Regions from separate parts of the Homo sapiens genome. Here all the other regions are linked to region 1. Evidence: chromatin loops called from intact Hi-C (ENCODE). Cell type or tissue: mammary epithelial cell. All regions are shown on one strand. Region 1 holds the start of VSNL1 (visinin like 1). Region 2 has its middle 220 kb from the start of RAD51AP2. Region 3 overlaps VSNL1 (visinin like 1). Region 4 overlaps VSNL1 (visinin like 1). Region 5 has its middle 110 kb from the start of CYRIA. Region 6 overlaps SMC6 (structural maintenance of chromosomes 6). Region 7 has its middle 89 kb from the start of RAD51AP2.

Region 1 (4,000 bases):
TTCTGCCAACCTGCTTCAGTGCAGCATTTTCTGGGGTTATTAAATACCCAAGGCTTAATGAGAGTGCATTCAAAAGTAAGTTGTTCAATGATGTAGGATCACCCCCTACTCCCCCCCACCACACACACACAAACACACGTAGGCAGTTTAAATGATAGTGGGGGTAAAATGTGTTTTCACAAGAGTTTCATTTTAAATTTGTCTCAACCTGAAATTCCTTTAGAAATTAAAATAAATATTAATATGTAGAAATAAAACTCCCCAGCTTTTCTTGCCTTCAACTGGAAAGTGATACACAAATAGTATGTACTTAGTGTTCTCCACAACCACCAACAATTCTATTTTATTTTAGTTTCCAAAATACGGACAGGAGGGCAACTCTAGAAAAATGGATTCCCACTCTGGCATCTCACAGGGCACTGATCAGGCAATGCGGAGCACTCATCATTTCCACCATGCAGGGAGCATCAGCCTCTCCTCGCTCCTTCCACGTACACATTCTTGTACCCCTGAGGGTATTCATCATTCTGATTTCCACCCGGGGTTTGACCTTGCAAAGACCCTTCTTCCAGTTTCTGGGCAAGGAACAACCCATTTTAACTCAAAACACAAAACGACCTTTTATCCTTTAAAGAAATACTACCAAATGTAACACACCTTGATTTACATTTTTTAACCCCAGATTCCGGATGGCGAACACGGAATGCAAAGGCAGGTAACTAGTTTGGGTCTGACAGTCCCCATTCAGCGACCGAGCCTGTGACTCCGTTCAAAATCGACAGTGCAGTAGAGCATCTTTCCCTTTTCTGCCCATTCACCATTGTGACAAAAATCAAAGACGAAAAAAATTATCTACTCATTTCTGAATACTGAGAGAAATGTGCTCATTTTGCGCCTGACTCCGTGGATCTTAAACACTAACATCCCGCTCAGAGATCAACCATGATTTCCATACCAATCTCATCCACTCAGTTTTACTTAGCAAACACCTTTGCTGCCCTTCCACAGTGAGAAAAATGGTGCACCAATCCCACGGATGACAGGTTGCTACTCGACTGTACCCGCTCAATAGTTTTATCAGCAACCGGAAAACTTCACAATCGGTCAATTAGCTACTTAAATCTGTCTAAGACAAACTAAGAAAGCATCTCAGTTTCACCTGTCTTAAATCTAGTCTAAGACAATCCCCCAAACACGCCGCATATAAACACTCCCCCTTCCCCCACCCCCAATATTCCAAAAGATCCCCCATGGACTAAGAGCACATTCAGATCGCCAGCATTAAGCAAGGAAATTGTCCCCATGCATTTAGACGCATCTATGCAAAGCAAAGTATGTGACAATAGCCAAAGCATTTCTCTGACAGTTGGTTGCACTACACATGCAGAAATGCAACGAAGATTGTATTTTCCACTTACAGTTACAGCGCTGCGCACGGTCACTTAACGAAAATGATAAAACTCAACAGTTCTTTTTAAAAATATATATTTAATTCGGGTAAACGCTTAAGCCGTCTCTGTGTGTGGTTCTCTCTCGCTCTCTTTTTCTCTGGAGCTCTGGGCTGCTTAAATCCCTCTTGGATCGCGCCTTGCAAGCCCAGCCGCTGCCGCAACACGCTCGGGTAAATCTCTGCTGCAGATTGGGAATCCCATAGAAAACCTAGGGTCCCTGGAGCTGGATGCGCAGGCGCGCGAGCCTCCGCCTCTCCAGGCACCCCCTCCCCTTTCCTCTCTTCCCTCCCCCCAGCTCCGCAGCCCCAGCTAGGAGAACTCGGGAGCCTGTGACCAAAAGCCGCCTGGCGATGGCGCATGCTCAGTCGGAGGGGCTCGGAGTTTCCGCGGGTGGATTCCACGTCTCCAGATTTTAGCAAAAGCTCAAAAGGAAAGTATATAGGAAAAGGGAGTCCGGCTACCGGAGCAACCCGCACCTGGACGGGCGCGAGGGACTGCGGGTTACCCGGACTCGCCACGCCCAGTGGTTACCGAACCTGGGGGCTGAAGGCCGAGGCCAGAGATGGAACACGTGGAGCCGCTTTTCCCGCTGCTTTCTGTCCTAGCCGACCCCCGGCCCACCCTTTGTTAGGCTGTAAGGTGAAGGAGAAAACTGCAGAAATCTCCGAAAGAAGACTTCCCAGCAAGCTGTGAGCACGTCTACCTGGCTTACTGAAGGAACGGTTATGGTGGTCATTTTGTCATGGGCCATTTCATCAGAGGGTCTTCTGCTAGGAGTACTGGGAGCCGGGTCCTGCAGCACCCAGTGCCCCGGACAGTCTCGGTCCAGAACGGCGTTGAAAAAATGTGTGTTAAAGGGAGCTGGGATCCGAGGCTTCTTGCCCTGTGTACCCTGAGCCAAGCGCCTTCTGTATGCACTTAAGTGTTTTTAACATATGCTTTGCGTCTGGGGTGGGAGGGGGTGGGTGAAAGGGCGGGAATGAACCATTTTGCGAACCCACGTTTAAGGGCTCTGATTAGGCCATCTTATAAAGCCCCCTTTGTGTCCTTGAACAACTAACAGGTTTGCCAGCCCTCCCCCCGGCTCCCCATTGGCCTGCCAAAGCCTAGAAGGCTTGGCAAGGAGTAGTGCCCAATAAATGTTTGGTCGGTCGCTTCCCTACCAGAAAAGCAAGGAGAATTCCCAGATGTTCCCAACCAGACCAGTTTTCCTCAAGTGTGTATGTTGTACATGAACTCATTCAACAATTATTCATGGAAGCATTTGCAAAACTATTAGACATTCCTTTATGCTTTGGGAATAAGTGCGGTTAACAAAACCCCCTCCTGGGCTTTACATTCAGGTGGGAGTTTTATTTTCAAGGGAGGGAAGTTCTGGGGGCGAGATGAAGATCGAGGTTCTCCTTAAGCAGAGCGCTGTACAATTTGCACAGCGTCTTCACACACCTTATCATGTTCAGGAAAACTGTAGAGTTGACCTACCCTTCGGTGCTGGGGACACCAAGAGCGTCTCCCGTGGCAAATGAGCTCTAAATTGACAAATCTCCAGCTGCTCCTGGTTCCAAGTCGAGGAGTCCAGCTTTGAACAAACTTGAGACTACTTAAGTGGGCACCAGGAGAAACTCCGCCAGACAAGTCTGTGGCTGTCGACATGCTAAGTGAGGGCCTCAGGCAGTGATGCCTAAGCCTCATTCGCTGCCAACCTAGCCAGCCCAGAACCCAGGAACTGGCTTCCCGGGCAGGACGCCTCGGGAAGGTTGCGCAAAGGGGGAGCGCGCTCTCGGGACTCCCGGGACACCGCCCGCGGCTGTCCCCTCTCGGCAGGGCTCTTCCGCCAGTGCTGGTGACCGCGGAAACCCGGAGCGCGGAGTCGCGCGGACCACGGCGCGCGGCCCCGGCGGGCTGCGGCAGCCGAGCACGTTTAGAATCTGGCGGGCGCCAGCCCTTCGCTCTGGAGCCGCAGTGCGCACTGCGCTGCGGGGCTCCCGGGCGCGCCGGGCTGCTCCTGTTTCCTGGGACTGGCAGGGGGAGTCAGTCCTGAATAAGTCACTTTTTCTTTTTAGCTAGAAAAACGACTTTCAAAAGGCTTTCAAAATCTCGTCTTTGGTCGATTTCCCCTACTACAGCATTTTACGCTGAGTTCTAGTTTCTCTCTCGAGAACAGCCTCCGCACTGTAATCTGCATCAACCCAAAGGGTCATGATGCCATTTCTCCACTTCAACGAGATATACCTATTTATTGCACCCTGGAGGTCTCTTTCGTGGCGGTGTTCGATTTTAGATAACTTACTTGCAACTTGTGTTTAGGAAAAAATGTACACTGATACTTTAAACCATGCTCTGTTGTAGGGTACGATTGATATCGACGCGTGCGCTTTTGTAAAGTAGCTTTGTCTACGTGGGCGGGCAGATTTTTTAAAGTTCCATTTGCACTGCAGCGCTGTTTGCGTCCTAAATGCGATATTGTAATGTTTAATATCCAGCTATTATGTAGCTTTATCTTTTTCAGCTTCTAATATTTTGTTGCTGTTTAATTTTTTTGGCATGCC
Region 2 (4,000 bases), 240 kb after region 1:
ATCATTAAAAGAGCTTTAAAAATGGCATCTACCGAAATTACCAGTTCACTATCATACCCCGCTCATCCTTGTCTATGCCTGTCCTGTCTTCTTCTGGGTCGACTGACCATAAATGCATAAAATAACATTTGATTATAAATAGGTTTCCCAAGTTAAACAGGCAACCCTTTAAAAACCATATTACAGGCCGGGTGTGGTGGCTCACACCTGTAATCCCGGCACTTTGAGAGGCTGAGGCGGGCAGATCACGAGGTCAGGAGTTCGAGTCCAGCCTGGCCGATATGGTGAAACTCTATCTCTACTAAAAGTACAAAAATTAGCCGGGCATGGTGGTGCGTGCCTGTAGTCCCAGCTACTTGGGAGGCTCAGGCAGAAGAATTGCTAGAACCCAGGAGGCGGAGGTTGCAGTGAGCAGAGATCGTGCCACTGCACTCCAGCCTGGGCGACAGAGCAAGACTCCATCTCAAAACAAACAAACAAACAAACAAACAAACAAACAAATGGATATTACCTTCAATAAGAGTAGCCATTCTTCTGCCTTATGTTCTAAAGAAAATCGGATATCTTTATTTGTCTATTTATTTAGAGACAAGTTTTCACTCTGTTGCTCAGGCTGGAATGCAGTGATGCGACCACAGCTCACTGCAGCCTTGAACTCCTGAGCTCAAGCAATGCTCCCATTTCAGCCCCCCAAGTAGCTGGGACTACAGGTATGTGCCACCACACACAGTCAAATTTTTATTTAATATTTTGTGGAGGTGGTGGTCTCACTCTATTGCCCAGGCTAGTCTTGAATTTCTGGCTTCAAGTTATCCTCCCACCTTGGCCTCCCAAAGTGCTGTGATTACATGTATGAGCCACTGTGCCTGGCCTGGATATCTTTAAATGCTGCATCCTAAATATACATAAGTGAAATACAATAAACACAATATGTGAAATATATGTCAACAATGTCTACTGACTGAGTGACTACAATGTTTTGGGCTATAGTTCAGAGAAATAAACCCTTGAATTAGTGCTCAGTTTGGAGGGAAGATGTGAGATGTCAATGAATAGTGGCAGAAAACTAACATATTGGGAGCAGTATGCCGACACTGGGCAAGCTGAATGGCAGATGAGAAGCACAAGGAAGGAGGGCAAGGCAGAGCTGGGCAGAGAAGGCTCCATGGAAAAAGTGGTATGGAAGCTGAACCTGGAAGGAGGCTAGACTTTGAGCATGTGGCTGTTAGGTCAAGGGTTTCCCAGATGAATGAGTCCAATGAAAATAAAAAGTTAGGATCATTGTTGTATTTTGGTGAAGTTTAGGAAGCAAGAAAAGAGAGATCTGAAACGCTCACTTTCATAACAGAAATAGTTTGTTTTTCATTTTTCATCAATGACAATTTTCAAATGCATATTTTATTCTCCTTTCTCTTTTAAGATAGCCATCTTAGAGTTAAGCTTTGTTTCCTAGTTTTATAAATAAAACCATTGCTCCTCGATGAATCATAATGCAGCATAGTATTAAGTGTTCAAGGTTAGGTATAGGAAGCTCAACAGTGTGGAAAATGTAAATATGATTTCTCATATTTTCTTGCTTAATTGCTAGATAGCAAGTCTCAGGCATTACTCAGAACCACAGCGGATGTGGGAGATCCTAAAATAGATTCTTTCCCTTTGTCAGATCATACATTGCAATGGAGAAGGGCACAGCCAGGTAGTCTGGCTGATCACAGGTTTGTATTGAGTCAAGTCCGGTAAACTCAGGTAAAAATAACAGCAAAGCACCCTCTAGTCCTGGGTCATTCGCTATTTAAGTAAGCAAAGAGAATCAATTCAGTGACCATGTAAGAAGCACCTACTTTAGGTTTGGCTATGCTAATGATGAGGCATCAACATTTAAGGCACACTCAATCTCTAGGTGATGAGCTGTATATAAAGAGATGAGGCACTGGTCTTTTTTTTTTTTTTCTCCTTTTCTTTTCAATGAGCCAATATTACATTGGTGACTAAAAATTGTAACAACATGTGCCCTTCTAGCGATGAAACTGCTTAAGACATCAAGGCTCTGCTTTCATTTTGTCCTCCCATAGACCCTTACTCTCTTGCCTAGGTTTTCAGCTAAATATTTTGAAATAGGGACTTATGATTAGACTAAAATTCCAGAACATAATCTATATCTAATGTCTTCTGTGTGATGCGTCAACTATTATTAGACTACTGTTTAAAATGCTACATGTATATTTTTGATAATCAGGTGATTTTTACCTCTGAAAATGAAAACAAAAAGTTCTAGCCCAAATATCACTAGGTGTAACTAATCTACACATAGTGAATGAGAGGACCTCCCATTTGGCCATGCTGAGGTTTCTTTAAGTGGCTGTCAGCCCTTCTGGCCTGCATCCTGGAAATGCAGCTGCAGAATGCATAGCAGCTCCTTGAGGCTAATCATGAGGAGGGGGAGGCTAGTCGTTCTGGCTGCACAGTGGGTACTTTGCCCTTGTGTTAGGCTTCAGAAATTAGCCTATCTGCCTGGAAAACAGGCAATAGCATCAGCAAAGAACAAGGGCTAGAAACTCAGTGAGAAGCTTCCACTGACCTAAAGAAGCCTGTTAGGACAACTGCTTATAACTTCCATACAAGTTTTTCCTTTGGTGTCACAGCTTAAAGGGACTCAAATCTGTGTGGCAGTGTTGGATGCCATGCATAGGGGTGCTATGGATGACCTCTCAGTCCAAACTGCAGGGTAGCTGAGCAGGGGAGCTAACACCGTAGGGTGGGTGAACACACACCTTGTCAGAGAAAGAAGACTAGAACTGTGTTGAAAGGCCAATCTGGGCCTTATTCCAAGGAATAACTAGTGTGGGGCAGATTCTGGATGTTGGGATACTGAGAGATGAATAATAGCTTCAGAAGTAGAAAAGGAGTATAAAATAATGGGGGAGGCTGGAGACATTTACCACCAATGGGGATGGAATGTCCAATACCCATTTTTATTGGCCTACTATGGAGAAATCCATGGGACTGGGCCTGGTTTAAAGAAATAGAGTGGAGAGAATATTTGCATAGCTGGGAAGGAAAGGGACTCTCTTTTCCTTAAGGCAATGCTCCCTAGTGGGCTTTGGATAGATGAGTTGTGAGTATCTAATCCAGGAATCCTAGAGCTGCAAGAGGAATTAAGAATACTATAGGGGCTCAACAGAACTAATCTGAATCTGAATGGACGTTGTTAGAGAGGGAAGGTGAATGGGAGGAAGAATGCTAGAGGGGCTCAACAGAAGTAATTTGGATCTGAACGGAAGTTGTTAGAGAGGGGAGGTGAATGGGAGGAGGGACTGCTTCCTTGAGGAAAGTGGAAACCTGGGCATGGAAAGGAATGAGACTTCTGAAGTGGATAGCTCTCAGGCTGGGATAAAGGAAGACAACAAAGCCTGAAAGCCCAAATCAGGGCTTGAGGTTTTATGGGAAGAGCATCAGGAGGAATGGGAGGTGAAGTGCCATGCCTGTTGGTGGCTGCTTCCTTCAAGTAGCCAAACTCAGGACAAGAGAGGGGAGCATTGTTCTTGCCTTCTGGGCAGTCCTGATTTAGTTACGTGGGGAGTGGCTTAAGAAATGGGGAGATTACATTGGAGAAGATGGCTTGGGGCAGGGAGTTTGAGAGCACATTGCACCATTTTGAAGGACCTTCCTTGGCCAGAAACGGGGCCCAGCTCTGTGCAGCCTTGAGGGCAAGACCAGGACCAGTGAGGAGACACTGACAGTCAGAGCTGTCCAATGCTGGCTGATGGGGAGCATCCCAGGGTAGGGGGCTACCAGGCAAGGGCTGGCTGTTCATTTCTGGAAATGGTAGAGAGGAAAGGATGTCATCATGCTGAGAGTTGGAATGGTGACTATTAACGTCCTTTCTATGAGGTGACTCTGGCCCATAGCAGTAGGCATCCTGGATATGAGGGAAGGCAGGGGATGTCTGCAAGGCTGGACCACAGGACAGACATTTCTGGGGAGAGGATTGAGGAGAGGA
Region 3 (4,000 bases), 110 kb before region 1:
TCTGGATGAATAAATCTGGGTTCTGGGCTCTATAGGCAAGCACTACAAGGTCTATAGAAGATTACTGAGGTTGCTCATTGATATCCCTTTTCCTTCGTAAGTTTTGCACCTGCTAAGTGGACCAGGTGAGCAGCCTTCATACAGATGGCCTCTTTGCCCACTCTGGGCTATCTACCTCGAGGAGCCCTCGGTCCGTCTTTCTCACTGTGCATCCTGACCTGGGTCCTGCAGAGCTCTGCTGCCCACTCCTCCTGCACCTAGAAGCACATTGGAAGGTAGAAAATTTCCCTCCAGACATAAGATATGCTTTAACACAGAAGGATTCTATACATGGGGCCCAGGGAACAGCCAAGCATTCCAGGAGAAGGAAAGTACCCATTACTTATATTTTGGTAGTACCCATTGCTAGGCACAATGATCTGTTCCAGAGACTATTCCTATATAACAAATCACCCCAAAAGCTAGTGGCTTAAAATGACAACAATCATTTTATTATCTCACGAAATAAACATTTGAGACCCATTTCTTTTTTTCATCAAACATATCTTTTCCTGGTTACAAAGGACAATGTTCTCTTATGTTCCCTCATTCCCTAAACATATCTTTCACTTCTCTTATCCTTCATTTTTCATTATTCGTCAGAATTCACTGCGTTCTTATTCATGTCGGGCCTCGTCTTGGGTGCTATGGACTCAGAGAGCAATACCTCGAGGTCTCTGTGTTCCGAGACTGCACAGTTAATGGGGGGACTTTACTCAAAATTGACTTGGTCATGTTACTTGATAAGAACTAGAACAGAGGAGAGGGCAAAGTATTACTAAAGCTCAGTAAATGAGCTGTTAGTTTCAAGGAGGGAGTTGTAGAGGGAAGGACTTTCCTTCTTCTTTGAACAGCTCAGCATGACCCCAGCCCCTCACCCCCCAATGCTACTTAGGTGCTTGGTACCTGAGGACAGGCTGCCAGGCGCTGAGTTTTGAACTAAACAATGTTGAATCTGAAAACTTCTAAATAGGCAAGTTTGCTCCTCCTGTGCCTTATGCATGAGTGGTCCTGGTCCCTTTCTAGAGGGTACTTTGGCTGATGTGTTCATCTGCCTTGTGATTAGGGGCCTGGGTGGGGCTGGCACCTGTGAACTGACTTGGAGTGGAGCAGAGCGAGCCCCTGGACAGGTTCCCAAGTCCCCTTAGTGCTGTTTACCCGCCAGCATTTCTATGTGCAGTTGGCATGAGACCAGTGGGCACGAAACCTCCATTCGTGTAGGTTTCTGGCACTGTAATGCTTTAACTATCTTATGTCTCACAGCCTACTTTTAGGTTAAGGGATAGTTGACAGTTTTATCTAAAAATAACTGGGCACCTTGGGTCAGTATATTAAAAATTAATTTAGGTCTAAAAAACCTTGAGAGAAAAATCAATTGTAAATTTTGAGCTATAAAAGTTACATGTGTCTTGCAGAAGGTCTATATACTGACTTTTACAACCAACATGTTTACTTTAGAACTGAGTGTGTGCTCAAGAGCCTTCAAATTTCTGGAGGGGTTGTTTCCTTTAGGAAATTTATCCTATCATGTTCTGAGTGCTTTGAGTTTTTCTAACTAGGGACATGCTCCTTATTTTGACAAAATAATTCAACTCTAGATGGATCATCACAGAGAAATGAAGCTGCATTCCCTTCAATTTCTTAGGAAGAATTCAGGGTCTTGAACTCAGATTTACTTCTCCTGGAGGACAACAGGGCCTGAAAAGCACAGTATTTTTCTTTTTTTGCGTACTCTTGTTCAATTTCTTTTTAACTCAATGTATTTTGTTTCAATTCTTGTATTAAATTTTGACATGGAAGTAATATTCGATGGCAGTAATAATCTATAAATAATATGACAGATACAAAGAACTTTGAGGTTGAAAAATTAAAAATGTATATACACACTCATATGTATATGTATATGTGTGTGTGTATGTGTATTAGTGTTCTCTCACTTAATTTTCATAACAAAATCTGACATTGTACTTTCCATTTTGTGGATGAGGAAGTGGAAGCCTAGAAAGGTCAAAGGCATTTGCCTAAGATTCCTGGCTGTCTGCAGCAGAGGCTGGATTTGAATGCAAATCTGTCTGACCGTTTCTGCCACACCTTGAGATTTATCTTAATCAAGTGTTAGCCGAGGAAATAAACTTAACTCCACATTTGATGAAGCAACCAAATGTGTTGCATTATGTAATTCTTAGCATCCATTGCCTCTGAAGCTTGAAATTCTCTGCTCTGAGTATTTTCGCCACCTTCTGGCAGCACATATGTACTGCAAGGAAATTACTGAGATTCTAACTGAGTTATTTTCTGACTCATTCTTTAACTCAACATTGAGAGCAGCTGCTATGTGTCAAGGACAGTGTTAGGTGCTGGCAATAAAATAGAAGAAAGACATAGAGCATTAAGGAGTGGGGGAAAATAGGCATTAATCAAACCACCATATAAAGAAGTATAAAATTTTACTGTGATAAATTACAAGTGTATGGAGCTGCAAACAAAAGTAATGGACATGATATTGTCAGTTTGAAGCTTTAAAATATTCGCATGTGGTCCTTTCCCCCCATCCTAATATACAGGCTGCTGACAATTCATTGTTCTTCATCATAGCCTAGAGTTTCAGAGTCTGAGACTTCTTGGGATTACACAGACCTTGACTGCTCCCGGTTGTACTCCATACCCTGTCCCTGAACCGAACAACCTGCAGAAGAAAACCCCAGGAAACACTTGAGGTCTTTTCTTTCCCCAGGCAGACAACAGGAGTCTTTGCATGGTTTAACCAGCTTCCTCCTGGCCAGGGCAGGAGCTTTTTCTACAGACAGTGGGCCCCACTCTGCATTTCTTTCTTTTCAGTAATCTATCTAGTTGTGAATATCAAAATGTTTGTTTCCTCTAAGAGGTGGTGCATGAGAACCAGACACATTAGCCTCTGGGCCTCCAGGGCCCCACCCAGCGTGGGCACAGAAAGGCTGAGTGATGATCTACAAACACTGTGCCTCTCTCCAGTGACACATTTCCTCTGCACCCCTATCCCAGCCCTCCCCAGCACCATTGCTGCCTGGATAGCTTATCCTTCCAGAGAAAATATTGCAGCATTTCCCACATGAATCTCTCCCCTCCAAAGATCCCTGGTTCACTGCCTCAATGTGATGGAGGAGGCAGCTCCCCAAGAAGTTCTCCAGCCCAACCTTTGGGTGGGGGTGGGGTGGGCACAAGCAAGGCCTTGGCCAGGACTCACCCCTGCCCATGCAACAGCTGATGTGCTGTGTCAGGAGGGGTGGCAGCAAGGCTACTTCGGAGGATGCCTCTCTCCAGGGCTCTGCCCAAGGCCCAGCTCCTGGCTAACACTGGGCAGCCCTCAGACCTCAGAATAGATTTCTGCCCATTAGTCTGCTGGAAATAGAGCTCTTGATAGGAAATAGGGCTTCAAAAAACCAGAAGAGTATTCTTGGACTGCTCCGCTGCTCACAGTCTTGGAGAGGTCTGCCATCCAATCCCGCAGAAGACATAGTTGCTTTTAAAACACCCTCACTTGGGTCAGTTTTGTTTCTTTTGTTCTCAAATTTCAAAGGCCTATTTTGCCTGGCCTATGAATATACAAATACAATCACCCTGAAATACAGTTGCTCAACCTCCAAGGTTATCTCCCCTTACCCTGCTGGAATTAGCTAGTGGCTTCTAGCCTGTTCTGGATGACCTGGTCTTGTACCTACCTCTTCAGGCCCTGCTACTGAGACAGTAGTTATTGTTTCATGAGTGTGTCTCGTGGAACAAGGCTCTAAGCAGGTCCTTCTCACAGGCCACCCCAGCTGATTCTTTCAGCAAGGGTAGGACTTGCAGGAGGGTCATTTTTCTGGGGTAAGTAACTGGCATGAGGTCACATCACTAAGGGGTGCAGGAGGATCAAACTCAGTGCCATCTGAGTCAAAGCCTTGGCTCTTCCCAGCACCAACTGCAGTCTCCTTCTCCTCCCACA
Region 4 (4,000 bases), 80 kb before region 1:
TTCTTTCTTTCTTTCTTTCTTTCTTTCTTTTCTTTCTTTCTTTTCTTTCTTTCTTTTTTTTTTTTGAGATGTAGCCTGGCTCTGTTGCCCAGGCTGGAGTGTAGTGGCGCGATCTTGGCTCACTGCGACCTCCGCCTCCTGGGTTTAAGTGATTCTCCTGCCTCAGCCTCCCAAGTAGCTGGGATTACAGGCACCCGCCACCATGCCTGGCTAATTTTTGTATTTTTAGTACAGACAGGGTTTCACCATGTTGGCCAGGCTGGTCTCGAGCTCCTGACCTCAAGGGCTCCCAAAGTGCTGGGATTACACGCGTGAGGCACCATGCCCAGCCTGATTTTTTTTTTTTTTTTGAGATAGAGTCTGAAGATTTTTATGTTCATGTTCAGAGGTAAAATTTGTAGGATGAGCTAGTAGAAGGCTGCCTGCTTTGGAATACCTCTGGATTTGATGTCTGTGATAGATGAGTGGAAAAGGAAGGCAAGGAGAGGGACTCAGAAAAATTGAGGAGAATGAGGACATGAGGCAAACTTCACTATCAGCCCAGCCTCTCTCATTATGACTCACCAGGATCTTCCCAGCAGCCCAGAAGAATCCAGTCTAAAAATCAGGACGCTCCCCTGGAACTGTTAGTTTTGGCTGGGTGCGGTGGCTCATTCCTATAATCTCATTGCTTTGGGAGGCTGAGGCTGGAGGATCAGAGTACCATACCAGCTTGGTCAACATAGCAAGACCCTGTCTCTACAAATATTTGAAACAACAACAAAAAAATTAGCCAAGTGTGGTGGCAAGTGCCTATAATCCCAGCTACCCAGAAGGCAGAGACAAGAGGGTTGCTTGAGCCCAGGGGTTCGAGGCTGTACTGAGCTATGATTGTGCCATTGCACTCCAGCCTGGGTGACAAAATGACATCTCCTCTCTATTAAAAAATAAAACAAAAGAGTAGAGGCACGGTGGCTCATGCCTATAATCCCAGCACTTTAGGAAGCTGAGGCGGGCAGATAACTTGAGGTCAGGAGTTCGAGACCAGCCTGGCCAACATGGTGAAACACTGTTTATACCAATAAATACAAAAATTATCTGGGTGTGGTGTTGTGCGCCTGTAGACCCAGCTACTCGGGAGGCTGAGGTGGGAGAATTGCTTGAACCCGGGAGGTAGAGGTTGCAGTGAGATGAGATTGTGTCATTGCACTCTAGTCTGGGTGACAGAGTGAGACTGTGTCTCAGAAAGAAAAGAAAAGAGAAAAGAAAAGGAGAAAGAAAGAAAAAGAGAGAGAGAAAAAAAGAAAGAGGAAGAAAGAAAGAAAAGAAAGAAAGAAAAAGAAGGAAAGAAAGAAAGAGAGAGAGAAAGGAAGGAAGGAAGAAACTGTTGATTTTTAGAGAAAGAAACTGCTGATTTTTATAGGGCTGCCTGGTGAGATTCCCTGTTAAGTGATATGCTAGGTATTGTTTTTAAAGTAGCTTTCCTTCATCAAGTTCATTCTTGTATATAAAAATGACCATACTGCTCATGACTCACCATTATGTAACCATAAGTCTATTATAGTTTTCCTATTAACTTGCTTTATTCTACTCATCAGCATTTGATTACACAAATATTCTCTTAAGGTTTTATTATGCTTGGATGTGAGAGGAAGAAGTAGCATTCCTTTGAAACAATGTAAAATTCAAATTAGCCCTCCCCAGTGAGTTTAAATTGAGAGGTTTCATTCTACTTTTTTTCTGAATTTATCGGGGTTAGTCTGTACTGTTTTACACTAGCAGATGAAGGTTGTATGATCTTTGCAATTTTTTTTTGTACTATATTATACCCTCTTTTATTTCTGAGGCTTAGAATCAATTTGTAGCGTCACTCGATAAAAGACAATAGTGGGTGTGGAATTCTTTTTCTCAAAAGATAATATCATGAATAGCATAATGCTCACCTTCCCACCCACTTTCTCAGGGGAAGAGTGATGACTGCATTCTACTGTGGCCCCTTTGTTTTAATTAGAGGCTTCGTCTGTGGGTGAGGAATCCTGGGCTGGAGGCAGCTCGAGTCCCCCATCCAGAAGCCTTCCACGTGGGAGGCGCACTGAAAGCACAGCAGATCTTCCCTGAGAATGAGGAGGCGGGGCCCCTGCACCTCCCATCTGGATACCCTCCAGGTTCCTGCTGGTATTTCTGCCTCTAGCCTGCCCTTCTCGCTTTGCCAATCCCTTGTCCAGACTGCTTCCAGAATGAACCACTTAGAAAATTCCATGAAGCCATCCTACCCATGCTACTTAAAACCCTTCACTGGTTTTTCATCACTTTCTGGAGTTGGATCCCCATGAGAAGGGCCTGGCTCACGTCTCCAGGGTTTTGCCCGTTCATACAGTGGTACCCTCTCTGCCTGACGGACACATTAGGCATGAGCAAAATGAACTTCTGTGTTTCCCAATGTGCCTTCCAGGATATGACCTGTAATTTCTTACCTCCATGCTTTCCCCATTGCAGGAAGGCCTCCCTCTCAAATGCTTTCTATCTCCTGGCATTTTCTTACAGATGCTCTAGCACTCAGTTCATATAGAAAGATTGAACTCCAAGCTAGGGCAAGTGCCCTTCCCCTATGCCCTCTCAAGACCCTGGGCATGACTCCACCACACATTATTGTAATCACTTAGAATGGCCCTGTAACATTGCTGGGGGCCTTTTGGGGGGGGATTGCATTTTTTTTTTTTTAAGACTGTAACAAACAAATTATTTGAATCCCCGGTGTCTAGTACCATTCCTGATCATAGTATATGCCCAATAAATCTTTATTCAGTGAATGAATACGTTACCCTCATTCCTCAGGTGAGGAAATGCATAAGGAGGGAGGCAAATGATGGAGCACAAGGAGGGAGCCCTGGATGGGGAGTCAGGACCATGAGTTCTAATACTGTTTGTGACCTGGTTTCTCTACTTTCCTGCCTAGAAGCTGCCTTTTCTAAAAAGGCAAATAAGGGAAAATTGAACAAGTTGAGGTCCAGTGCCCAAACTTTCCACCAAAGCACCCTTAAGAGTAGAAAATACCTGAGACCTCAGAAGGCTCGGGGGCTGCTGAGTCTGAAGTTTCGCATTTGAGTTAATATTCATGTAAAATATGTGTTATGTGCCCTAAAATGTCTCCTTTTAAAAACTGAAATGTGTTTGCAAAACCCATCAGTTAGTTAACTTAAAAAACCACCCCTCAATCTCCAAGAAAAATTAGCCTGCTGAGAAGATGGACCAAGATTGCCCGCTCTCTACCTATACCCAGGCCTCCACCATGTGGGTAACTTGGTTAAAGACAGATAAAAGAAGGAAGAATGCTGATTCTGGATTCAGAGAAGACCAGATCCAATTTCAGTTGTGTTACTTATTAGCTGTATTACTTCAAATAAGCTGCATAACCTCTTTGGGCACTGGTGGTATCCTCTGTAAAACTGGGGAGATGGCAGCCTCTTGGACCTTGTGAGGAGCTTGTGAAGCATCCTGGGAGAGCCCCTGCCGTGTGGCACACAGTGGTTATTCAGTATTGGCTCTCTTCCTTCGCCCCTGACTGTCAGATTCTCTTTGGAAGCTTCTCTTCCCAACCCCGACCCCACCACTGATTCACTGGATCATGAGAGAATGATTACAAGCAGCAGTAGGACCAAAGTGCTGGGGGAATTTTCTGGTGACATATGGAAAAAACATATGCCTGGAGCCATTCCCTCCTCTGCCTTCCTTACCTAAGCCCACTGGCCCAATTCACTGAACTCCTCATGTCTAATTTCTTCATGTGTAAATGTGGATAATTAAGGCATCCTTGTAGAGCTTTAGTGAGGATTAAATCAGTTAATATGTGTAAAAATCTAGCAGAGTGCTTATCACATGTTAGGTGCTCAGTCTGTCGGAAATATTATTATTACTCTTACAATAATGGTTATTGAGGGCCCATATTCACAGAACCTGGGCAGAGGAGGCAGAATGATGCTCTCCCCTCAGAGATGTCTACATTCGAACCCCTGAAGTCTGT
Region 5 (4,000 bases), 770 kb after region 1:
GAGTTTGTGGTAAGAATTATGAAAGCAAATAAATTGCCTCGTTTAAATATGGAATGATTAGAACAGCTGCATTTTCTTGAGTTCGGTTATTTTGTTGCTCGGTTGAGACTCCTGAAAATTGCCGCAACAGAATGACTTTCTAATGGCGCACCCTTGTCACAATAGCTGCAGCAGTAGACGAATGTCACAAGCCAAACAAATTCCACAACTGATGAACACAAAAATTGCCTGCTATCAGACAGGCTGTGCAGTCCTGGAAGGAGAGGCACCTGTGGCAGCTCTGTGGCAAGCCCCGTTCCACTGCTCTTTGTTCCATGAAGCAAGGCTCAGGTTCTAAAATTAAACCCTTCTCCAGTACCCCAAACTGCCATGTGCATTTGAGGGTTTTTCTTCTGATCTCATTACCATAGTTACACCTCGAAGAGTAAAAAATATATGGCTGCAGCTTTTGTGAAATCAGGCCCACTTTCCCTTGATTCTGGCCCCGCTGTTGCAAAGCAGCTGACGGCTGCTCCCCAGAGGAGCATACAGAGATAGCATGTGGAAGACTGCAGACTGGGGAAGGCCTGCCTGCGCCCAGGATGCACATCAGCTTCCTAGCTCAGAGATCTAACTCTGACTGGCAATGAGCCCTCTGATATGACAGTCAGCCACTGGCATGGTCTGACACAGGAGTTATTTGGTAGCATGCGATGGTGGGTCTGCAGCCACGCATGAAGACGTATCTGTCAGTCAGACCCAGAATGCAAGCCTTGCCCTAGGGTCCAACAAGGACACAGACACAAAGAACAAATGCCTGAAGGCAATAGGAAAGACTGGGGCTTGGGAGGCTCTAAAGGAGCACTCCTCCTCCCCTTCCAACTCAATCTCTGAATCACTAAGATACAGAAATAAGAATCAAGCAGATAGAAACCTTTTTATTGATAAGGTGGTTTGAAGAGTTTGACCTAAGTCTACGGAAATGTGGGCTCCTGAATACATCACTAGACAGACTGATGCCATCAGTGTAACACTGGAGACCGCAGGCCCCTTCCTGGCTCCACAGAGACTCTTACCAAGAGGCTCCCAGAATCTGTGCTCCCTGCAGGCAGGAAATCCCAGAGAAAGGGTGGAGTTGAGCATGCCTTGCTTTCTTCCAAACTCACCATTAAAAAGAACTTGCTCTTCCAAAGGAGTTTATTAAGAGGTCAACAGTTTTACTTTAGCCCAGGGGTCTGCAAACTTTTTCTGTAAAGGATCAGATAGTAAATATTTTAAGTTTTGTGGGCCACATATCATGTGTTGCATAGTCTTTCTTCTTTTCCCCCACAGCCCTTTAAAAATAGTTTGAAAACAACCACACACACACACAAAAAAACATTCTTAGCTCATGAGTCATGAGCCAGACCTTGGGCCATTCACTTCTCTCACCTCTTCCTATTCAAATTGGGGTCCCTGAACCCACAGCATCCGCATCACATGACAGGTGATTAGAAATTCAGAGTCCCAGGTTCCATTCCCAACCCACTGAAGCAGACTCTGCATTCAGCTTGATCCCAAGTAAAAATCACTAATCTGGAAAATTTCACGTGAGGAGTTGGGAACCAGTGTTTTTTTCTAATAGCAAAAGCAAAAATAAGACAACAAAAAATTCCATGGAAACTTGTAGGTACTGAATGAAGTTCCCCCTTGGCAAGTTATCCATATTTTTGTCTCAACACATATTCCAAGCTGCCTGAAAATAGACTTTCTCTGTGTGGCTGTCTCTCTCCCTCTCACCAGATACAGAACTCCTGGAGGATATGGAACCTGAACTTGCCTTCCTCTGAGTTCTTAGTTTCTTGGACTTCTGTGCACAGGGGAAAGAGCAGCACAGGGACTTTCTGTGTTTGCTTTACTGGGAAAGAAACCCCTCCATGTCATTTGCTATTAATCTTTTGAGGCCTTAGTTACCTTCTCTGTAAAATGAAGCTCTAAATCTCTTTCTTCCAGGAGGTTGAGAGGATCAGACTCTGCACATAAAGGGCTTCTCCCAGTGCCTGGCTGGTAACCAGTACTTAGCAAGCAACAGCCATTACAAGGGCAATAGGTCTTGCTTGCACAAGGATCCCTGAGAAGGTCTGTGGCATTACACTGGGAAGAGCACTCTAACAAAAGGGGCTGCAGAGCCACTGGGGCACAGGGAGTCCCCCCCAATATACACTCAGTCCTGGCACGGGCAGCTGACATCCGCAAAACAATGATCTCAAGTCCTTCTCCAGAGGTAGGAATTTTGGGGGTACAATTATTCAATTACCAGCATGGCTAAGTCACACAATGGTACCAGAGCCATCTATCATTCCTCATATGACAAAAGTAGCAAGACGAAAAAGCACCAAGACTGAGAGGCTCAGCCCTGTGCCTGCTACGGCGTGTCTTGTTGGGAATGAGCACCATCTCCTGGACACAGTTAGAAACACGTCGAAGATTATCAGAGAATCATTTCCCAGACACCTGAGCCAATGTTCATTAAATGACTCAATGACTCTCTCCAAGAGGAAAAAAAAAAAGAAGAAAAGAAACTGACCATCTAACTAAATATGTGTGATTTATCGCTAAGTTGCATGCATTATAACTTCAGTATATTATTCACTGAATGTAAAATATAGCTATTAATTCAATCAATTCTTCAATAAATATTATGTAGTGAATTGATTGAGTTCCTGGCATGTGCCATGCATTATGTAAGGGGGGTTGAGGGTAACTGGGGCAGGTTGAGAAGATAATGTTTAAATATGACCTGAGGAGGTGACAGAGTCAGGCACGTGGGTGTTTACAGTTCAGGCCCCCGGTTACAGGACACAGCCAGCGCAAAGGCTCTGAGCAGGGTGTGCCTGCCATGTTTGTGGAGCAGAGGAGACCTCTGTGGCTGCAGTGGAGTAAGCCACCCCTGAGGGAAGAGAGGAAGTCAGAGAGGACACAGAGGGACAGATCGCATTGGGCCTTAAGGACTTTGACTTTAACTGGGTGAAATAAAGTCATCAGAAGACTTTGAGAAAGGTGTGGCTTAACCCTACTGATGTTTTAAATGTATCCTTTGTGCCTGTGAGAGAAGATGAATACTGTGGGGCAGGGGGCAAGGGCAGAAGCAGAGCCCAGTCAGGAGCTACTGCCTTTATCCAGGTGAGAAATGGGAGGGGCTCAGAGCAAGGGGATGCTTGTGCCATTGCTGATGCCACACCCATTTCATTTTTTTTTTTTACATAGTGGATGAGATAAAAAATATAATTACAAGTTCTAATGTTTGTTTGCACCCTAATGGATCATGAGAGCAGGCTGCACTGGAGATCAAACATCCAGGCATTGGGAAGTATTGCCTTCGATCAAATATTAAACACCTGCGTATCAAATAGTGAGCGCCTGTGTCAATAACCTCTCATACCTTATCATAGGGAAGGCTCCATTTTGGAAATTTCAGCTTTAGAATGGACCCCAAAGACCTGCACTTTACAAGATGCGTAGGCAACTTGAGGACATACATGGGAAAAAAATGTTCAAAGCACAAGAGTACAAGGGAGCTTTCTCTAAGGTCATCCAATTCCCCTGTCCCCAGAGGTGATCAGCTGCAGAGAGCAGAAAGGGGCCCACAGAGCTGCAGGCACACTTTTGCATCTATAGCAGCGCTCATTCTTCCTGCAACACCTGTGATACTGGCAGGTATATGAAGGCAGGTGGGGGAAGCCCATTCTTGACAACTTGTAACACTGATGCAATGATACTATTAATGATCTCACATCCTGTATCTGCATAAGTGGTCCCCAAACCTGGCTGTCCATCAGAATCCCCTGTGGATTCTGGAGGATCTGTGCTATTTAAAATACAGACTTCCTGACCCATCCCTGACAGCTTTGCAGCAGAATCTCCATCAGGCATAGCAGATACTCTGCACTTACTGATTAGACAAAGATTCAAGGTGATTTTGATTCAAGTAGTGCATTTAGAGGCCACGTGGTTGCCTATCATTTTTTCTTTTCTTTTTAAT
Region 6 (4,000 bases), 130 kb before region 1:
AACAGAGACCAAATAAAAGGAATGGAAAACAAAAATACTCAATTATATGAAGGCAAAAAGGGAAGAGAAATAAAGAACATATGGAACAAATTGAAAGGAGATGCATGGCTCAGATCTAGATATATCAGCAATTACATTAAGTGTAAGTGCACTAAATTATTAAATTAAAAACAGGCTGAAAAGAAAAATACAAAAACTAACTGTATGCTGTTTATCAAAATACACCTTAAATATTAACATAAGGACAGAGAAGATCCTAAGTAAAATATGGTAAAAGATACACCATGAAAACATTAGCCAAAGGGAAGCTGGTTAAGCTGTAATAATAACAAAATAGACTTTATGCAAGAAATATTACTAGAGGCCAAAAGGGCCATTTCATGGTTATAAAAGTTATTTTAAAAAATTTTTAATTTGTATATACCTAATAACATAGCTTCAAAATACATAAAAATTGGGAGAACTAAAAGGCAAAGTAAAAGAATTGACAATTACAGTTGGAAATTTTAATAAACTTTTCTCAATAATGGATAGAACAATCAGATTAAAAGTCAGTAAGGCAATATAAGATTTAAATTACACAACCAAATTAATTGGCAGAACTATAGAACATTGTGCCAAACTACCACAGAGTGTATATTGTTTTGAAGTACATGTGGAACATTTACCAAAATAGACCATTTCCTGGCTATAATGCAAATGTCAACAAATTTCAAAGGATTGATGTCATACAGAATATATTGTAAAGTGGAATTAAATTAGAAATAACAGATAACCTTAAAACTTAATGAATGTTAGAAAATTAGGCAGCACATTTCTATGTAATCTGTAGGTCAAAAAAGAAATCAAATAGAAATTAGAAGATAATTTTGAATCAAACAACAATAAAAAGAAAACATCAAAACTTGTATGATACAGCCATAGGATTTCTCAGAAGGGAATTTATAGCTCTAAATATATACATTAGTAAAAATGGAGGGCTGAACATTAATGATCTAAGTTCTATCTCAGGATGCTAAAAGGAAAAAAGCCTATTATAAATTCAAGTAGAGAGAAGGATACAGTGATATAAGAGCAGAAATTGGAGAGTAGAAAGCAAATGTACAATAGCAATGAAACAATAGACACCTGAGGAGGACCTTACCTGTGTGCATAAATCATACATATATGTAATGACAGGACTCCACTGCAAGCCTGTGGAAGAGGGTGGTCTTCTCATGAATGGTGTTAGGTTCAAATTGTTGGATATCCTTTTGGTAAAATAAACAGTAAGCGGCCGGGCGTGGTGGCTCATGCCTATAATCCCGGCACTTTGGGAGGCTGAGGTGGGTGGATCATCTGAGGTGGGGAGTTTGAGACTAGCCTGACCAACATGGAGAAACCCCATCTCTACTAAAAATACAAAATTAGCTGGGCATGGTGGCACATGCCTGTAATCCCAGCTACTCGGGAGGCTGAGGCAGGAGAATCGCTTAAACCCGGGAGGCGGAGGTTGCAGCGAACCGAGATCACACCATTACACTCCAGCCTGGGCAATAAGAGCGAAACTCTGTCTCAAAAAAAAAATTTAAAAAAAAAAATTTTTTTTTAAATAATAAACAGTAAGCAAAGTTTGACCCCCTAACTTTATATACAAAAAGTAATTTAGAAGTTGATCATAGACCTAAATTTAAAACAAGCTTCTAGAGGAAGAGAATGTCTTCATGTTTTTTTGAATGGGACACAAAAAGCAACCTACTCAAAAGAAAAGATTGATAATTTGGACTTTATTAAAATTAAGAACTTCATCAAAAAGTAACATTAAGTGATAAAAGAAGCTACAGACTAGGAAAAGATATTTGTGATGCATACATGCAACAAAAGACTTACCTAGAATTAAAAAATAGTAAGAAAGAGACTGACATCACATTTAAAATAGTCAAAAGGCTTAAATAGAAACCACTTTAAAGTATCTAAATGGTGAGTAAACACATGAAAAAGCGCTGTTAGTCATCAGAGAAATATTATTTATACCACAGTAAGTTACTGTCACACCGTTATGATGATGATGAAAATGAACAAGACTGGCAATATTTTGTGCTGGTGAGGATGTGGAATTGCAACTCTCATATATTGCTTGTGGGAGTGTAACTTGGTCAAACTAATTTGGAAACCTCTCTGTCGATGTCTGTTAAAGCAGCTCCATTCTTGGGCATAAACCCAAGAAAAAATTAGTGCTTATTTTCTCAAACAGATATATTTGAAAATGTTCAAAGAAGTTTTATTTATCATAGCCCAAAACTGAGAAACCCAGTGTCTACCTAGAGTCAAATGGATAAATTCGGGTATATTCAAACAGCGACATACTGTTCCGTAATGAAAATAACAAACTGCTGTTGCACACAACATAGATGATCTGACAATGGCGAGTGAGAGAAGCCAGTTACAAGGATGTACATAGTGTATATAAATCTGAAGTATATGTACAAAAGAGTATGTGTAACCTCTACATATGAAGTTCAGAAACTGTTAAGAGTGATTTTGGGTGATTAAAATCAGAATAATAGTTACCTTTTCAGGGATGGTAATATACAAATAGTTTGCTTAGATGCTGGGGATATTCTTGTGTCTTGATCTCAGTAGTGGTTACCCAGGTGTGTGTATGTATTCATGTAAAAATTGAGTTGTACACTTTTGTGTTCTTTATAAAAACTATTACTGTAATAAAAAAATGGAGAAAAAAAAGTATTAGAAGTGCTTGAATAATTTATCTCCACAGCTAACTATACAAAACAACTCAAGCTAGACTTTCTGATGTTGTCATCTCTGTTTTTCAAAAGAATACCAGAAGAATCTTTAATTTATGTGGCCTTCATTTTACTAATAAGGAAAGTGACACTGAAGTTCCATGATATGTTAGTAATAGATGAGAGGGTAAAAGCTAGATCCCCCAGATTTACTTGGGGCTTCATTTATTAAATTGGTGCAAAATACAGTGTGGGGGCAAGATTGCATCTTGGTATTTAGTTCTTGCTTTTTTATATGGGAATTTTTATTTGCTTGATTGTTGGTTTGGTTTGTTTAGACTTATGATAGGTGTAAAATTTTAGAGTATGTTTAGAATTGGAATATTTACCTTAGAATATTAATAATGTTAATATTAAAAAATAAATGAATGCTCACTTGAGAGCAGTATCACTTTTCAAACAGTGAATTGAAAAGTATTGGAAGCTATATGTCTGCTATTGATATGAAACTAGTTGTTGCTCTTTTTTCACCTTGTATGCATATATGTATATCTGGAATTTTGTCAAAAAAATAGAACCCTTCCTAATGTTATTGTATATTCTCAGGAAATTGTGTGAATGATTTGCTGTTAATTTTATTAGTTGCTTTCTTATTGTTTCCATGGACCTTTATTTAGTAAATAATTTTTTAAAGATTTTATTTAGCTTTTAAAAGAAATTTAAAATTATTTAAATTTTAAAAGATTTTATTTAGAATTCAAAATAAATACAATACAAAAGAAATTTTTTTTTTTTTTTTTTTTTTTTTGAGACGGGGTCTCGCTCTGTCGACCAGGCTGGAGTGCAATGGCATGATCTTGGCTCACTGCAACCTCTGTCTCCCAGGCTCAAGCAATCCTCCCACCTCAGCCTCCCAAGTAGTTGGGACCACAGGAGTATGCCACCATGGCCAGCTAGTTTTTGTATTTTTGTGTGTGTGTGTGTGGAGATGAGGTTTCCCCATGTTGCCCAGGCTGGTCTCGAACTTCTAGGGTTCCTTTAAAGGATTCCTAAAGCAATCCTTTAAATCTTTTAAAAGATATATTTCAATGCATTTCTTTGGCCAGTGTAAGCTTTTTAAAGTTGATTTCTGTCCTTTTGACGTTCAGTAATCACTTTTAATGCAGCTTAACCACTAGGTGTCACTATAATTCAAGTAACAAAAAATCTCAGCACTTTTAAATGTTTGAAGCTTAAGTTTCAGGGTTAGGTGTGGTGGCTTACACCTGTAATCC
Region 7 (4,000 bases), 110 kb after region 1:
CCATTGCTTTCTAATTTGCACATGTATTTGCACATGGTTTTTGCAAATAAGTGTTGAGAATTCAAGTTAAATATGAGAGAGGGATTCAAGTTGTGTTCTTTTTTGAGTTTCTGAACTTCCAGGCTTCAAATTTCAGGCTTCAAGAAAGGTGCTAAGTATGTCTTCCCTAAATATATTATTACCTAACAGTGATTATCTTCCCTCTGTGTATTAAAAAGTACATAGTCTTAGGATTTTTGTCTTTTTTTAACTGTATTTCAGAATGTCCTAGGATTGATTTAAAATGACGCAAATAATCTGTAACTTTTTGTTTGAATAAAGAATTCAACATCTTCATGGTATTACTGTTGCATTTGTGTATAAAGGGAGGAAAAATGGAATGCTCAAGGTGCTCTTCTGACTTAAAAATATCACGGCTGGGCGCGATGACTCACGCCGGTAATCGCAGCACTTTGGGAGGCTGAGGCGGACGGATCACGAGGTCAGGAGATCGAGACCATCATGGCTAACACAGTGAAACCCCGTCTCTCCTAACAATAGCGGGGCGTTTTGGCAGGCGCCTGTAGTCCCAGATACTCGGGAGGCTGAGGCAGGAGAATGGCGTGAACCTGGGAGGCAGAGCTTGCAGTGAGCGGAGATTGCGCCACTGCACTTCAGCCTGCGCGACAGAGCAAGACTCCATCTAAAAAAAAAAAAAATTAGCTGGGCGCCAGAGCGCTTACAGTCTCAGCTACTCGGGAGGCTGAGGCAGGAGAATCACTTGAACCCAGGAGGCAGAAGTTGCAGTGAGCCGAGATCCCACCACTGCACTTCAGCCTAGCAAGAGAGGGAGACTCTGCCTCAAACAACAACAACAACAACAAAAACAACAACAAAAACCACACTAGTATTTATATATTTTAGGAAACAAGGATGCTAATTTGAATATTTTTACCAGAGCAAATATTCCAAATATTGACAAATGATATGAATCACAAACTTAGTCTAACAGATTATATTGCAGCTGTTACTCAGTAATCTTGAAAGACTCTGTGGTGTCCTAAAAGACTCCTTTGTACAAATAACACTTCCAAGAACAGTTTCCATAACATCCATAACAGATTACACTTTTCCACGTTTTGTGAGTATAAGATTGATACTTTTATAGATGTTTTCCATTCACCATTTTATCAAAACTAGGTCTAGGAGGCAGAATAATATTATTTTTCTGGAGCTACAGGGGGAGATAAATACTTTATCCTTTTTATATTTCTGAGATTTCTATCGTCAGCATTTAGGAACACATGCACTTTCAATGTTGGCACTGTAATATCATTACTTAGCACCAGAGGGGAAAGGAATAGGTGACCTAAGAAAATAACAACTTAAAATATGGCAAAGGAAAGAGCACAGAGAGCTTTTAAAAGGCAACTATGGGACATCTAATGTTTTGCATTTACAATTCTTCTGCCTGTTGACTATAATCAACACTCCATTTTAAATTTGGATCTGTGTAGGCTCCCTTAAATATCTCACTGCAGTGCAATACTTTCTTAGCATCCCAGTGAGAACATTTGTGATGCATCCTTTTAAGGCTACATTGCTTATAGCATTTCATAAGCATTGCTTCTACATCTAAATGAAAACTATCCTGTTTATTTTTTATTTCTTAATTCCCTGCAAGGATGCCTACCAGCTGATATAAATAAGTTACTATCTTCAGTGCAGCATAATTTGCCAACTTTCTTCAGTTTGGGGTTGATAAGCCATGGATAAACTTTGAATAGATGGGGATACAGTTGGAGGGGTCCTTACAAGATGTGAACACAGCCCTTTTTTGATGGCTAAGGTGAAACTCCAAGCCACTCTCTCAAAGGATACCAGGCTTAGAGAAACAGTCCTGACATTACTCCTTTGTTTAAAAAGGTTGGTTGGGTTCTTGATTTCTCCAGTAGAGCAGGTAACTCCATAGGATGGATATGTTGCGCTCCAAAGTCATTTTGCATGAGCCCTTTTGGAAGGAGGGTGAAACATTCCTTTGTGAAGCCTTGGAGGGTAAGCCTTGCAAAGTTCTTAAAGCTTCAAGTTTTATAGAGAAACCAAGTTGTAATATACTCTACAGTTGTTTCATTTTTAGTACACTTTTGGGTATAGTTACTAATGTTGGTTTTCAAAAACAATTTCATCATTCCTATGGCAAAATAAGCCACAGACCACAGTTGCCAAATATAGATCAGGTGTTTCTCTCTTTCTCTGGGGTGAAGTGGGAAACTACTCATTTTATACATGTTGATTCTGGCCAGAAGCATGCCCAAAACATTTAGAATTTCCCGTCCAGAAACTTTGCTGTGTGTCACAGGGAGCACACCCAACATAGAAACATTTAAGGAATGTGCTGTTATTCTGTCTTTGCCATAGAGCATAGTACAATAGGAGCAACTAGATATAAGTTTATTATTTTTGTGTGATTTAGGTCTACATGGTCCCAGTAATTTTTCACTTCAATTGACACTTAATGACTGAACTTCTAAGTTCAGATGGGACAGTGCAGTAGTTAGAAATTATAACAATGCTCACTGAAATACACTGGTCCTCTCAGTTTAAAGGCATTTGTAAACTCAATGTTTTATCTTGATGGAAGAGAGTGGATTAACAGTTCTGTTCAGTCTCCTTATCGTGCGACAGCTCTCAAGTGAGAATGAATTTTTCAATAAGAAAGTAGTCATATCAGTTAATGGAAGAAAGGGGTTAGCAGAATGTCGTTGGGATTCAAACATAGATTTTTTTTCTTTTTAAGCTTCTAGACAATACTGAGAATGCCAGGACAATATATGAGGGCAAAGTAGAACTGTATGTATGGGAGATCAGTTAAAAAATCTTGTCAGGAACAAACAAGTGAAGTCAGAAGCATGGCTTTCCTATTGGCAATTACATAGGTTGAATACTATCTCCTTGGATACTGTCAGTCTGGCATGTGGACTATAATAACTGATATAAGGGTTGAATTTCTATTTTTAGGACTGAGTTAGGATTTTCAGATTTCTAAAGAGTCTCATGTCTCTATAAGAAGCTTCCTTTTGGTTGTCATGTTGGGTCTAAGACTCAGGTGAATAAAACAAATCATTGGTCCTGGTGTCTAGGGAGAAAACAGCAAATTAATAGGAAGAAATGTTATTGTAGAAGGCTTAAATTTAACACAGTAGGTTTTGATACTTAACTATACTAAAATTCAGCAGGATGTGACAAGGCCCTTCCAGTGAGGTTCAAGTGATGTCTTGCTTTACTCAACTCCAAGTGAACTCAATCATGTCTTGATGTCACAGTACTGTTTTTTTCAGCGCTACTGGTAGAGCTTCTAGTACTTGAGAGTGGAATATGTTCACACAATTTATTAGTATTTTGTAATAATAAAGCACAACATTATTTAGTGTTTAAGTGTTCTAGTGAGTGGTCCCTGGGAAAGTAATCAGAAGTATCATAGATCATCCATTAATGTAGTATGTGGAAAGTTCCCAGTGTTCTGTTAACTATATAGTTCTCTAGTTCTTAAGAGCTTTGATCACTTCAGTTCTGTTTCTTCACAGACTTTTATCAGATTATAGTTTTGGAACTCATGTTAATGTTCTGCTATCCACTGATATAGCCAATGAAGTCACTGATGAATGTGTAGGGCTTTACACACTTGCTTTGCAATCTGTTTTAAGTTGTATGCCCCAATAACTCCTTATAACAAGTATTTCAATCATGGCAATACAGTCATTTAAAAGTTTATTGCTAGTCATTATTTTTCACATCCTGAAAATGAGCAACAACTGCTAAATTACATTCATATGAGCATTTAAAAATACAAAGAAAATTGGTGGCCCCAAGAAGGATAAGCTGCCCTCTTTGTTTTTAGAGCTTTTTTATATCGAAGACTGAAAATAGAGCAGGTTTTATAATTTTGTTGAGCAATGCCAAAAACATTTGGAGCATACTAATCATGCTAAATATTCTTAGCATTCCTTTGTGTTTTTATGCC

What was found. Hi-C counts contacts between places; a loop is a spot of excess contacts. Peaks named below come from ENCODE experiments on the same cell type or tissue, not always from the same donor. Only the 100,000 strongest peaks of a DNase experiment are listed, where the experiment ranks them.
Region 2: a loop joins it to region 1, with 14 times the contacts of the local background. A loop is called at or near these places in 2 of 110 quality-filtered maps.
Region 3: it touches region 1 in a loop (7-fold over the local background); 21 of 110 quality-filtered maps call a loop at or near these places.
Region 4: a loop joins it to region 1, with 4 times the contacts of the local background. A loop is called at or near these places in 8 of 110 quality-filtered maps.
Region 5: it touches region 1 in a loop (22-fold over the local background); 3 of 110 quality-filtered maps call a loop at or near these places.
Region 6: it touches region 1 in a loop (11-fold over the local background); 5 of 110 quality-filtered maps call a loop at or near these places.
Region 7: a loop joins it to region 1, with 6 times the contacts of the local background. A loop is called at or near these places in 2 of 110 quality-filtered maps.

Annotation. Positions count from the first base shown.
Region 1 is chr2:17,538,337-17,542,336 of GRCh38, reverse strand. VSNL1 (visinin like 1) reads right to left here and starts at 1,641. Exons shown (of 4, transcript NM_003385.5): 1 at 1,419-1,641. RefSeq lists an enhancer at 3,217-3,336. In mammary epithelial cell, a CTCF peak has its summit at 1,812; DNase peaks (open chromatin) are centred at 1,796, 2,516 and 3,276; H3K4me3 peaks cover 4,000 bases; H3K27ac peaks cover 4,000 bases.
Region 2 is chr2:17,300,869-17,304,868 of GRCh38, reverse strand. No RefSeq gene overlaps it. Among named protein-coding and RNA genes, the nearest start is that of RAD51AP2, 220 kb to the left of the region's middle. In mammary epithelial cell, no CTCF peak of the experiment used is centred here; DNase peaks (open chromatin) are centred at 1,198 and 1,638; H3K27ac peaks cover 1,989 bases.
Region 3 is chr2:17,644,534-17,648,533 of GRCh38, reverse strand. The region is part of intron 2 of VSNL1 (visinin like 1); the gene reads right to left. LOC124908054 (a long non-coding RNA gene) reads left to right here. Exons shown (of 2, transcript XR_007088658.1): 1 at 1-4,000. Among named protein-coding and RNA genes, the nearest start is that of VSNL1, 110 kb to the right of the region's middle. RefSeq lists an enhancer at 3,550-4,000. In mammary epithelial cell, a CTCF peak has its summit at 2,275 (motif pointing left); DNase peaks (open chromatin) are centred at 2,293 and 3,003; H3K27ac peaks cover 1,390 bases.
Region 4 is chr2:17,618,563-17,622,562 of GRCh38, reverse strand. All of the region lies in intron 2 of VSNL1 (visinin like 1), which reads right to left. Among named protein-coding and RNA genes, the nearest start is that of VSNL1, 80 kb to the right of the region's middle. In mammary epithelial cell, no CTCF peak of the experiment used is centred here; DNase peaks (open chromatin) are centred at 582, 1,512 and 2,092; H3K4me3 peaks cover 330 bases; H3K27ac peaks cover 3,041 bases.
Region 5 is chr2:16,771,676-16,775,675 of GRCh38, reverse strand. No RefSeq gene overlaps it. Among named protein-coding and RNA genes, the nearest start is that of CYRIA, 110 kb to the right of the region's middle. In mammary epithelial cell, a CTCF peak has its summit at 2,410 (motif pointing left); a DNase peak (open chromatin) is centred at 2,405.
Region 6 is chr2:17,671,143-17,675,142 of GRCh38, reverse strand. The region is part of intron 25 of SMC6 (structural maintenance of chromosomes 6); the gene reads left to right. Among named protein-coding and RNA genes, the nearest start is that of SMC6, 81 kb to the left of the region's middle. In mammary epithelial cell, CTCF peaks have their summits at 2,093 and 3,908 (motif pointing right); a DNase peak (open chromatin) is centred at 2,082; H3K27ac peaks cover 423 bases.
Region 7 is chr2:17,427,547-17,431,546 of GRCh38, reverse strand. No RefSeq gene overlaps it. Among named protein-coding and RNA genes, the nearest start is that of RAD51AP2, 89 kb to the left of the region's middle. In mammary epithelial cell, no CTCF peak of the experiment used is centred here; a DNase peak (open chromatin) is centred at 2,266; H3K27ac peaks cover 1,830 bases.